Linked DNA regions of Homo sapiens: region 1 is linked to region 2. The links are chromatin contacts, found by Hi-C or POLR2A ChIA-PET in ENCODE. All regions are on one chromosome and are shown on one strand. Each heading gives the region's core, a stretch centred on a gene start or an enhancer-like site at or near the end of the contact. The rest is flanking DNA. Distances are from core to core; before and after follow the strand shown.

Region 1 (6,482 bases), core at 3,983-6,482, 150 kb after region 2:
GAGACTCTGTCTCAAAAAAAAAAAAAAAAAAAAAATCTATCTGAAAAAGATAGTATAAATATTAAATAAAAAATCGAGATGACACAACCAGTATCAAGAATGACAAAAAAATGAGTAAAATTTTAGGTCTTGTGTACATTTAAAAGATCCTAAATGGATATTATGAACAACTTTAATTCAATGATTTCTAAACATTTAGATGAAATAGATAAATTCTTAGAAAAGTACAAAATAAAAACTAAAAACAAAAAGAAATTCTGAAGTCATATAACTATTAAATATTAAATTGCTAACTAAAAACCTTACCACGAAAAGGACTCCAGGTCCAGACTGCTTCACTAAGTCTACCAAACACTTAAGGGAGAAATAATGTAATATTTTACACACTCTTCCAGAGGAGAATAAAGGAGGGAACAATTCCCAGTTTGTTCTATGAGGCATCATAATCTTGCTACAAAAACCTGACAAACACATTATAGAAAAGGAAATTACATAGGCCGGGTGCAGTGGCTCACGCCTGTAATCCTAGCACTTTGAGAGGCCGAGGTGGGTGCATCATGAGGTCAGGAGTTTGAGACCAGCCTGGCCAACATGGTGAAACCTCATCTCTACTAAAAATACAAAAATTAGCCGGGAGCAGTGGCAGGCACCTGTAATCCCAGCTACTCGGGAGGCTGAGGCAGGAGAATCGCTTGAACTCTGGAGGCAGAGATTGCAGTGAGCCAAGAAAACACCACTGCACTTCAGCCTGGGTGACAGAGTGAGACTCCATCTCAAAGGAAAAAAAAAAAAAAAAGAAAAGAAAAGGAGATTACAGGCTGGCCATGGTGGCTCACACCTGTAATCCTATCACTTTGGGAGGCCAAGGCAGGAGGATGGCTTAAGGCCAAGAGTTTGAGAACAACCTGGTGACATGTCAAGACTCCTGTCTCTACAAAAAATTAAAATATTAACCAAGTGTGATGGGGCACACCTATACTTGCAGGTACGTGGGATGCTGAGGAGAGAGGATTGCTTGAGTCTAGGAGTTTGAGGTATCAGTGAGCTATGATCGTGCCACTGCACTCCAGCCTGGGTGACAGAGCGAGTCCCTGTCTCAAAAACAAAACAATGAAAAAAAAAAAAGAAAAGAAAAGGAGATTACAGGGTAATATCACTCATTAACATGGGAGAAAAATTTCTAAACATAGTATTAGCAAACAAGAAAATCTTGCATTATATAAAAGTATAATGTATCACAGCCATGTTGAGTTCAGTTCAGGAGTTCAAGATTGGTTTGTTATTTGGATATCAATCACTGTAATTTATCACATTAACAGGATAGAAAAGAAAATATGATCATTTCCATAGTTTCATAAAAAATTTTTTAATCGGCCGGGTGTGGTACCCCAGGCCTGTAATCCCAGCACTTTGGGAGGCCGAGGTGGGTGGACCACCTGAGGTCAGGAGTTTGGGACCAGCCTGACCAACATGGTGATACCCCATCTCTGCTAAAAAAAAAAAATACAAAATTAGCCAGGCGTGGTGGTGCCCGCCTGTAATCCCATCTACTTGGGAGGCTGAGGCAGGAGAATTGCTTGAACCCGGGAGGCGGAGGTTGCAGTGAGCCGAGATCGCACCATAAACTCCAGCCTGGGCAAGAAGAGCGAAACTCCATCCCCCACCCAAAAAATTGTTTAATAAAACTTAACATTCATCATTTTAAAAAACTGCCTTAGCAAATAGGAATAGAAGGAAACTTCCTTCATCAGATGAGGGTTATCCTCCAAATGAAAGGGGAGCCTTTGACATCTCTGGTATCAGTCTGTTTGCTTGATCTAACTCAGATCAGCTGAACCTTCTTGCTCAACGCTGAAAGTGTGGAGGAAGTGAGCTTCCCAAGACATTATTTGTCTCACTACACTCCTATAGATAAATCTATGTGGGATGTTAACTGATAATCAGAAGGTTGCTTTGTGAGAATGCAGTCAGAGGGGAATGGATGAGATGATTTTCATAGCCAATATCTTTTAACTATGAAAAGCTGATATTTACATAGATGGGAACACTGAATGGTATGGTGACCATTTCTCTTCTGTTAATACATTGTTTCTTTAGACTGAGTGTAATACTGCCATGGCTTTACACATGCTAATACTGTATAATCATTCTCTAGTTCCTGTTGGCTCTGTCATTCAACTTTGGATCTCTCAGTGAGCCAGACTGTTTATTCATGCTACATTTTTTATATCCTATGACCTTTTCTTGGAATGACCTCCCCATCCTTACACCATCTCCTATCTTCATTCACTTAGCAAACTCCTATTTCTTCTTCTACAAACCAACTCAAGTATTTTCCCTCTGAAGTTTTCCCTTCTGTATGTTCTAATTGTATCTTGCCTATCTTCTGTAATAGTACTTATCACACTGTATTAAAATGTTCTTAACATTCAACTCAGCAATTCCATTGCTGGGTATAGACCCAAAGGAAAATAAATCATTCTACCAAAAAGGCATGTACACTTATGTTCATTGCAGCACTTCACAATAGCAAAGACATGGAATCAACCTAAGTGCCCATCAACGGTGGATTGGATAAAGAAAATATGGTACATATACACCATGGAATACTATGCAGCCATAAATAAGAATTAAATCATGTCCTTTGCAGCAATATGAATGCAGCTGGAGGCCATCGTCCTAAGCAAATGAATGCAGAAACAGAAAACTAAATATCACATGTTCTCACTTATAAGTGGGAGCTAAATTTTGGGTACACATGGACATAAAGATGGGCACAATAGACACTGGGGACTACAAAAGTGGGGAGGAGGGAGGGGTAAGAGCTAAAAAACACACTGGGTACTATGTTCACTATTTGGGTGATGGGATTAATAGAAGCCCCAAACTCAGCATCAAACAGTATACCCATGTAACAAATGTGCACATGTTCCCCCTGGATCTAAAATAAAAATGGAAGCAGAGTGCGGTGGCTCACGCCTGTAGTCCCAGCACTTTGGAAGGCCGAGGTGGGCAGATCACTTGAGGCCAGAAGTTCGAGGCCAGCCTCATCAACATGGTGAAATCTCGTCTCTACTGAAAATACAAAAAATTAGCCGGGCGTTATGACACGCACCTGTAATCCCAGCTACTTCCGAGGCTGAGGCAGGGGAATCACTTAAACCCAGGAGGCAGAGGTTGCAGTGAGCCAAGACTGCAACCCTGCACTCCAGCCTGGGCAACAGAGCAAGACTCTGTCTCATAAAATAAAATAATAAATTTTAAAAACTGGAAATTAAAAAAGAATGTTTGGTTGTCTCTCCATATTAGATTTTGAATTTCTTAGAAGAAGGTTCTAAGTGCTTTATATTTGTACTCCTAGTATTTGAACTCAATGAAAGTTTATTAAGTTTATTAAGTAAAGAAATACATGAATGAATGAAAATGAGTAAGCAACGATTGAGTGAGTGAATCAGTAGGGCTCTCCTGTCTTGTGACCACCACGTGTGTTCTCTCCTCAGCACTCATGAACTCATTCTAGCTGGTAATGAAAACTTCTCTGGTTGGGCACATAGAATTTACAATCAATAGTTAACTCTAAATTGAACTTATAATTGAATTTTATAATGCTTCTACATTCATGGGCATTCAAAATGCTGACTTCCCAGATGCATGTCATAACCTTAATTTTTAATTTCATCCTATTTCTAAGTGACATGGAAGAGAGAAGATGTAGGATGAGTTGAAAGTTTTGTGGAATAGCTTTAATTAGGTATGTAAAAGAGCCTGAAAAAACAGTTTAAAATAAGATTCTGTTCAGGACCAAGATACAGTATTAATTCCTAATTAAGTTCAGCAGTTTAATACCCAAGCAAATGAGTGAGAGCAGAGTTGCGGGGAAGTGGAGAGACTACTTCTTCCCGACCCTTCACTCATGGCATGTATAGAAAATGATATAATTTATAGCACACTAGGGTGAATGGATCTGGCTGCTTGCTATTGCAGGCTAGTGGCCCAAGGGGCCTGGCTGCCCCAGGCTCCCCATGGCTGTGCTGAGAACTAAGGAGACCAGGATCTCAGGACAGCCATAACCCCTTTGCAGTAGACTGCTGGGGAAACTCTGAAGCTTAATAAGGGAAGTTGAGTGCACCTGCAAGGACTTATGGTCCTGGTCCCCACCCAACCTAACAAACCAGGAAGGGTTTGCAGTGAGAAAGAAAGATATGTGCTATTTAAGTGTCAGAGCTAGGATTGTTTAGGCCAGTGATTTTTTTTTTTTTTTTTTTTTTTGAGACGGAGTTTCACTGTTGTCACCCAGGCTGGAGTGCAGTGGCGTGATCTCAGCTCACTGCAACCTCCGCCTCCTGGGTTCAAGAGATTCTCCTGCCTCAGCCTCCTGAGTAGCTGGGATTACAGGCACCCACCACCACACCCAGCTAATTTTTGTATTTTTCGTAGAGATGGGGTTTTACAATGTTGGCCAGGCTGGTCTCAAACTCCTGACCTCAGGTGATCCACCCGCCTCGGCCTCCCAAAGTGCTGGGATTACAGGCGTGAGCCACTGTGCCTGGCCAGGCCAGTGATTCTGAATACATATTGTAGTCGCCTGGCAGCTTTTAAAATCTAAAAACATAGCAATGTGAAGACCAGACCCTCGTACAATTAAATCAGAATCTCTGTGGAGAAGGGTATGGGGCAGTATTAGTATTTTTAAAAAAGTTTCCACAGGTGGTTTTTATAATGTCTCAGAGTTAAGGACCTCTGATATATGCAGAGACTGATGATAAAAACAGTTTACGAAGGGACATAAATCTAACTGTAGATTTTTTTTCAATTGTCTTAATTTAACACTTATGTTTCGTGTTTTTAACAGAAGGTTTTTTGTTTTTATTGTTGTAGACAGATGTAAGCCAGTCAGTAGCTGGGCTTCATCTTGCATATTCCTAGGAGGAAATATGTTTATGAAGTGATGGCAAACGCGGCTGCTGCATTGGTCAGGAATGATAACCGCAGAGGAATTTAAACCCAGCCTTAAGGAGTAGGTAGAATTTACAGTTGCAGAAGTGGAGTATTGTCGGGGCTCTGCATTCTAAATGGAGGAACAGCGTAAGTACAAGTGAGGAAGAGGTAGAAGACAATTTCAGAGAAGAGCGCTACAGAGTCTAAGATGGGGGCCCAATAGCAAATGAAGGAGCGGCCAAAGCCAGCCATCTCGGAAGGGATGAGAGACCAGTCCACGGACACAGCCTTTCCACACTTCTGTATCCTGTAGCAGCTGCAAGTGATCATGCCCAGGCGCCTTTCATCATGTGTCATCAGGAAGGCCTGACTACAGATAACATTTATTGAGTGAGCACTAACTACATGCCAGGAATATTCCCTAAGCATTTCGCATGAGTTAACTAATTTAATCTTCTCAACAAGCTCACGAGATAGGTTCTATTATTATCCCTGTTTTATAGATGAGGAAAGTGAAGCACAGTAGGTTGACATTTTTTGTGACCTCTCTCTATTCAATGACCTGTTTTCTCTTTATCATGACTCAGAGTTCCCAAGATCTATTTGCCGAACAGTGAATTATTGTTAAAACAGGAATTTACCTGTAGGGGTAGGGTGCAGGTACACACTTGGAAAGAATGTCAGATAGGGATTAGAGAGCTAAGGATTTTGAACATCTTTTTTTTTTTTTTCTTCTGTGGATATGAAGAATTTGCTGAGATTTTAAAGCAGGGGGTGGCATACTGAGCTGGTTAGTAAAGCCAGTCTGGGAGGATGCGGCACAGTGGGTTAAGAGTGGGGGAAAATGAGGTACCTGTGATACCAGCTGACCAGTTAGGAAGTTAATGGCAGTGACTAGGAGGGAAGTGGTGAAAAGCTGGGTGAGGTGGCGATCGTGGTAACAGAGAGAGCACAGATACAAGAGTTATTATGAAGATGCTGGTGACTAGAGTGGGCTTGAGTGACTGCTGAGTCCCGACAAGATCAGGAAGGCAATCCTGATGAGAGAAGGTGGTAAATTTAACTTTAGCTTTTTTGAGTTTGTGGAATAGTGAGTCATTCCAGCCTGGGATGTGTCATTGTATTGGGTATCCTGACTTTGGTTTTTAAACTTTATTTGATATACATCCCTCTTTTTGACATGGAAGGCAATATTGATGTCTGTATTTTAATTTCACATTAATCCTTTACCTGGTAAAAATGTATTTACTTATTCTATTAATTAGTATTATTTTATTATGATAATATATAATTAATATTGTTATTTGCTATAGGTTATCAGACCAGGATGAAGAGGGAAAGATCAAGCAGGAGTATATCATATCTGACCCCTCCTTTTCCATGGTGACAGTCCAAAGGGAAGATAGTGGGATAACCTGGGAAACCAATTCAAGTAGATCTTCTACTCCTTGGGCTTCAGAAGAAAGTCAGACTTCTGGTGTGTGTAGTCGGGAAGGGTCAACTGTGAATTCTCCTCCTGGAAATGTTTCCTTTATTGTGGATGA
Region 2 (6,678 bases), core at 274-2,773:
CTTGAACTCCTAGCCTCAAGTGTCTAGTTTAACTTTGAAACAAAAACAATAACAGCCCTTTCCCAAAACAAACCCCCTTCCTGCCTGGGGACTAGACTGCCTTTGTGGGACTAACAAAATAGCCACAAGATTAGATATTATGGTTTAGGAGTCATGCAGCTGGAGGCTACAAGATTTTGACCCTCCCCAAATTTCTCCTGGAGATAATATCATTATTATAAAACCTAAGATCAGTGCTCAAGATATTTTGTAGACCCTGCACTTGATAGATCAGCTGGCACCACCCAGATGGATAAATTGGCTCATCTGATCTTGTGGCCACCACCCAGGAACTGACTCAGCACAAGAGGACAGCACTGTCTCCCTGTGATTTCATCTTTGACCCGAGCAATCAGCACTCCCAACTCACTGGCCCCTACCCACAAAATTATCCTTAAATACTCCAATCCCTGAATTCTCAGGGAGACTGATCTGAGTGATAATAAAACCCCAGTCTTCGGTAGAGCTGGCTCTGTGTGAATTAAACTCTTTCTCTATTGCAATTCCCTGTCTTGATAAATCAGCTCTATCCAGGCAGTGGGCAAGAAAAACCCACTGGGCAGTTACAAATCTGGGGCTTGTCCAGGATCACCCTTGTGGCTACCTGCCTGTGGCTCAGTACCCAACTCCAGCAATGGATCCACAGGCCAGCCCAAATGGCCACTTAGTTCTGGATTCAGGGCTGACTCTGGTACTGTCTCTACTAATGGGATGCTGCCGACCCAATACACATGGATTTAATTGCAATAGAGAAATAGTACTGGGGAGACTGATTTGAGTAACAATAAAACTCTGGTCTCCTGTACAGCTGGCTCTGCATGAACTACTCTTTCTCTATTGCAGTTCCCCTGTCTTGATAAATCAGCTGTATCTAGGCAGTGGGCAAGGAGAACCTGTTGGGCAGTTACAAATCTGGGGGCTCATCCAGGATTGCCCTTGTTTCTACCCACCCACAGTTTGATAGCCCCCTACTGGTGATTGATTGATCCAGAGGCCAGCCCAAGCAGACATCTAGTTCTCTTTGACTCTGGCACAGTCTGTATTGGCATGGCATTACTGACCCATTGTGCATGGATTTAATTGTGATAGAGAAATAATCCTGGGGAGACATCCCATAACTGTAGCCTCATCACAGGGTGTCTGTCTGTAGCTCCAACATGGGGTGTCTGTAGCCCCATCACAGGGCGTCTGATTAGATGAGTATTCTAGGTGTTGCTAACAGCCCCTTCCTTCTCCTGATTTGTTGGCCTCAATGAAAGGGTTGCTATCTGTAACCCCATCATGGGGTGCCTGTCTATAGCCCCATCGTGGGGTGTCTGCTCTAATTGGATGGAGAATAGGGGACTTATTTGGAGGAATAGTCTTGGTTTGTGATTTAATCTGGAATCTCTGTCTGGAAGGACTTCTGCTTGACTTTTTTGTTGTGTGTATTTGCATGTGTAGAGGAGATCTCTGAAGAAATTGCTGATGAAAGTCCAACAGGCTCTTCCAGTTTGTCTGGTCGGTCACATTTGCTGAAACCTGGAGGAATTGTTAGTGGAAGCTCAACAGGCCTGACTCAGTCTGACTGTCCATTCTTCTGGAAGCTGCAGAGAAAAGAAACCTGGAAACCTTATATGCTGACAAAAAGGGACACAATTGGATATGATGGTTATTTTACCAAGGTTTTGAAATGTCGTGCTTTCAAATATAAACAGACTGCTTTAAGGAATCGAAGTTGACTTATAGAGCCAATAAAAGCCCTGCAGGAAAGCTGGCCTCATACTTTGTCTACACAGTCTCTGTACAGGTTTCCTGACCTGTGGTGAGTAAAGAATGTCACCTTCTGAAAGTCCAGGGATCCCAAGTTATCTTGGGACCTGGAGAGGAGGAAAATTCACCCAACTCATACAGGTATATTTGCAGCCGTAGATAAATCTGTGGATGGGCTCCAAGGCTTTAAAAAGTATAATCTGAGATTCCTTATGGAACAAAGTTTCAGCAAAGCCAATTTTTATTTTATTTTATTTTATTTTATTTTATTTTATTTTATTTTATTTTATTTTATGACAGATTCTCGCTCTGTCACCAGGCTGGAGTACAGTGGCTCAATCTCAGCTCACTGCAACCTCCAACTCCCTGGTTCAAGCGATCCTCCTGCCCCAGCCTCCTGAGTAGCTGGGATTACAGGTGCCTGCCACCATGCCCAGCTAATTTTTGTATTTTTAGTAGAGACGGGGTTTCACCATGTTAGCCAGGATGGTCTCGATCTCCTGACCTCGTGATCCACCCGCCTCAGCCTCCGAAAGTGCTGGGATTATAGGCATGGACCACCTTGTCTAGCCTCAGCAAAGCCAATTTTAAAAGGAGCCTATATGGTAAATAATTATTCTTGCTGCACTTTATACAAACAATCAGGCCATGCATAATACGACTAAAACTTGTTTTGCTTTAATAAAAATGGGGACTGGAAAGAGAAAAATTACGTTTCAGAAAACTACAGTACACCTATTGTTAGTTGTTCTCAAGTTTTTATTATTCTCTGCAATTTGGACTAAATCCTAAATTCTTTGTTGGCTACAAGTCCCCAAACTAATGCTTTCAAATCTTTACTTCTAAAACTAGGATTTGCATTTCTTATCCTAGGACTCATTTACCTTATAGTATGCTACTCACTAAAACTGTAGATGAGAATACTGAAGCCTTGTCAGGTAAGCCTTGGAACCCCAACCCAGTCCCTATGCTCAGACAGCTGCAAAGCGGTTCCACTCCTCTCACCTTGGGGTCAACTCCTATTCTCACTATGCCCCCTGGAAGAAACCAGTGCAGTTTTCGACCTTTTCCCATCTTCCTAGACACACCTTACGAATAAGGTCTTATAAACCTCAAAGAGAGGGATTGAAATCACCATTGCAAAACTATAACTAAGAATATGATTACAGTGAAGGAGATCTGACCTAATCAGTTCCATATTGCTTCTAAACTCCAAGCTGTCCTTGTACATTCCAGGGCATAGGCCAAACTAACTTTGGGAGAAACTTAGTTTATAGTTTAACTTTGAAATAAAGACAGTAACAGCACTTTTCCAAAATAAACCCCCTTTCTGCCTGGGGACACTGCCTTTGTAGGACTAACAAATTAGCCACAAGATTAGAAATTATGGTTTAGGAGTCAGGTAGCTGGAGGCTACAAAATTTTGACCCTACCCAAATTGCTCCTAGAGACAACATCACTATTGCAAAACCTAAGATCAGTGCTGGAGATATTTTGCAGACCCTGCACTTGATAGATCAGCTGGCACCACCCAGATGGATAAACTGGCTCATCTGATCTCGTGGCCTCCACCGGGAACTGATTCAGCAAAAGAGGACAGCTTCAACTTCCTATGAGTTTAATCTCCAACCCAACCAATCAGCACTCCTTACTCACTGTCCCTTACCCACCAAATGATCCTTAAAAACTCCAAATTCTCGGCCGGGCGTGGTGGCTCACGCCTGTCATCCCAGCACTTTGAAAGGCCAAGGCAGGCAGATCACGAGGTCAGGAGATCAAGACCATCCTGGCTAACATGTTAAAACCCCATCCATACTAAAAATACAAAAAATTAGCCAGGCATGATGGCACATGCCTGTAATCCCAGTTACTTGGGAGGCTGAGGCAGGAGAATCACTTGAACCCAGGAGGCAGAGGTTGCAGTGAGCCGAGATCATGCCACTGCACTCCAGCCTGGGCAACAGAGCAAGACTCTGTCTCAAAAAACAAAACAACAACAACAACAACAAAAAACCCCTCCAAATTCTCAGGGAGACTGATTTGAGTAATAATAAAACTCCCATCTCCCATATAGCCCGTTCTGCGTGAGTTCCACTCTTTCTTTATTGCAATTCCCCTGTCTGGATAAATCAGCTCTGTCTAGGCAGTGGGCAAGGTGAATCTTTTTCCAGCTCTGTCAGCTAATAACAATATTAACTGATTTGAATTTTTCCTCTTCTGCTTCCTCTAGAAGAGGTGATATTTATTTTGCTTTGATGGGAAAGAGTGAGGTATTTTCAAAGAACCATTGTATGCCATGCTAAGGAGAGTGGACTTTACTCTGCAGGCTGAGGAGCCAACAGTGTTTTTCAAGTGGGGGAAGGTGGGAAAGTCTTTTAATTTCAGAATATCCATATGGTGTAGAAGTGGAGAATAATAGAGTGAGGCTCTAGGCTGTAAATCATTTATTTACTCAATAGATATGTACTGAGTGTCTACTCTGTGTTAGGCACTAGAAATACCAGGTCTCTGACCTTTTGGGGCTGACTGCGTAGGAGTCTGTAGTCTCACACATGCTTCGGTAAATGCTGTGAAGGAAAAGAATAGGTCTTATGAGTCTGAGGACATGATAGGTGGGCCTGACAGTAATTAAGAATAAGTCAGACAGAGAGGAAATAAGGACTCAAGGAAAGACCTCATTCAGGAAGGAGACACTTGAGCATACTTACATGCTGAAGGGAAGGATGAGGTAGAGAAGAAGGAGGAGAGGAGTGAAAGATAGATACAAAAAAAGGGATCATTCATGAAGCAAGAACCCTCAGAGGGTAGAGGCAATAGGAATAATTAGCCTTGGGCAGGTAGAAGGTTACCACTTGCCCTGGGGTTGTGGTAACCCCACAGAAGTTTATGGAAGCAGAAGTTTATAGATGAAGAATAAGGTATAGAAGAGTTTTCATGTAATGGTCTCATGTTCTCTATGTAGTAGGAGAATAAGTAGCTGCTGAATATTGGGCAGCTGAAAGAGTAGACGGCTTGAGGAAAGTGGTATATGGGTTGAAGTGGCTCCCGAGGGAGACCAGAGGGAGCCACAGCTGATTGGTCTGGCTCTGTTCCAAAGGCTCTTATGATTCTTCTGAGGGATGCCCCCGTAGTGTTTCCTTTCTGCCTTTAATTATTGCATTTTCCAAGGGATGCAGTAATGACAGACAGCAACTTTGAGGACAAGCATAGGAGAAAGAATTTTCCCATTAGAACTGTGCCTCCTACACAAAAGAAATAATACATTTCTGCAGGCCTGCTTTCATCCATCCCTTAAATGAAACCTGATAATGAGATTGGCAAAAATGAAAAATCTGACAATATTGAGCGTGGGTGCCAATGTGGGCAAAAAGGAACTCTTGTAAGTTGCTTGGGAAGTGTAAATTGATACAAATACTACAAAGAACAATTTTGCAATATTTTGTAAAGTTTAAATTGCCACAACCTGTATATGGGTACACACAGACCTTAGAAGACTGTTTCATAAACTACAGATGGAAACCCCAATAGTGGGTCTAGAAATCAATTTAGTGGATGTCAACTAGCAATTTAAATAACATAGATTTGGCCAGGTGTGGTGGCTCATGCCTGTAATCCCAGAAACTTGGAAGGCCAAGGTGGGCAGATCACATGAAGTCAGGAGTTTGAGACCAGCCTGGCGAACATGGCGAAACCCCATCTCTACTAAAAATACAAAAATTAGCTGGGCGTGGTGGCAGGTGCCTGTAATCCCAGCAACTTGGGAGGCTGAAGCAAGAGAATCCCCTGAATCCCGGAGGCAGAGGTTGCAGTGCGCCGAGATCGTGCCGCTGCACTCCAGCCTGGGTGACAGAGTGAGACTCCGTCTCAAAATAAAAAATAAAAATAAAATAGATTATGATGCACACCTGTAATCCCAGCTACTGAGGAGGTTGAGGCAGGAGGATGGCTTGAGCCTATGAGTTTGAGTCTGCAGTACACTATGATCACCTGTGAATAGCTACTACACTCCAGCCTTAGCAACATAGTAAATAAATAACAGATTAAAAATATGTAACATCAAAGGCCATTTCTTTGTAGAAAGAATAAGTACTTTTCGCTGGGCGCAGTGGCTCACGCCTGTAATCCCAGCACTTTGGGAGGTCGAGGCGGGTGGATCACCTAAGGTCGGGAGTTCGCGACCAGCCTGACCAACATGGAGAAACCCCGTCTCTACTAAAAATACAAAATTAGCCAGATGTGGTGGTGTATGCCTGTAATCCCAGCTACTTGGAAGGCTGAGGCAGGGAATCGCTTGAACCCGGAAGGCGGAGATTGCAGTGAGCCGAGATCACGCCATTGCATTCCAGCCTGGGCAACGAAAGCAAAAAATAAAAATAATTAAAAAAAAAAAGTACTTTTCTCATGAGACTTTGGTTTCATTTAAATATATATAACTGGTCACAATGAGATATAGGTTGGTCACAATGAGACATTTCTTATGGGCTGGGTCAAAATATCTGAGAAACAGCTCTAGAGAAACTCTTGCACATGTGCACAAGGAAACGTGAATAAAGCTATTTGTTGTAGCTTTGATTATAATAGTGATTTATAATTTAGGAAATAATCTCCGTCAATAGATGAATTTAAAGTGGTGTATTTATACAACAAAATATTTAACTAAGTCTAAATATATCAGCATACACAGATCTCAAAAACAATATTGAGTGAAAATGCAACTTGCAGAATATGTATGATACCATTTATGAAATTTCTTAAAAATTCACAAAATAATACTATACATTATTTCACTATCCTTATGCGTATGTAAAATAATAATTTTAAAAAGATGGGAAAGATATGTCACACAATTTGATAGTTGTTACCTCTGGAGATGGAATAGAATTGGGA

The links. A loop is a pair of places that touch in the nucleus more often than their neighbours do. ChIA-PET counts read pairs that join two places held with the same protein, here RNA polymerase II (POLR2A).
Region 1: a loop to region 2 is called in a map of dorsolateral prefrontal cortex, with 5 times the contacts of the local background. The contact joins two enhancer-like sites. A Hi-C loop is called at or near these places in 2 of 168 maps with a recorded cell type or tissue (dorsolateral prefrontal cortex and posterior vena cava). POLR2A ChIA-PET finds 5 or more read pairs at or near these places in 2 of 52 experiments (HEK293 and OCI-LY7).

The regions. Positions count from the first base shown.
Region 1 is chr5:79,722,664-79,729,145 of GRCh38, forward strand. It overlaps CMYA5 (cardiomyopathy associated 5), which reads left to right. Exons shown (of 13, transcript NM_153610.5): 2 at 6,252-6,482. Among named protein-coding and RNA genes, the nearest start is that of CMYA5, 36 kb to the left of the region's middle. Within about 2 kb of position 5,233, at least 5 of the 41 ENCODE cell types and tissues checked have a DNase peak (open chromatin) inside an H3K27ac peak, as active enhancers do.
Region 2 is chr5:79,577,533-79,584,210 of GRCh38, forward strand. It overlaps LOC105379047 (a long non-coding RNA gene), which reads left to right. Exons shown (of 3, transcript XR_948497.3): 3 at 1,483-1,791. Among named protein-coding and RNA genes, the nearest start is that of TENT2, 32 kb to the right of the region's middle. Within about 2 kb of position 1,524, at least 2 of the 41 ENCODE cell types and tissues checked have a DNase peak (open chromatin) inside an H3K27ac peak, as active enhancers do.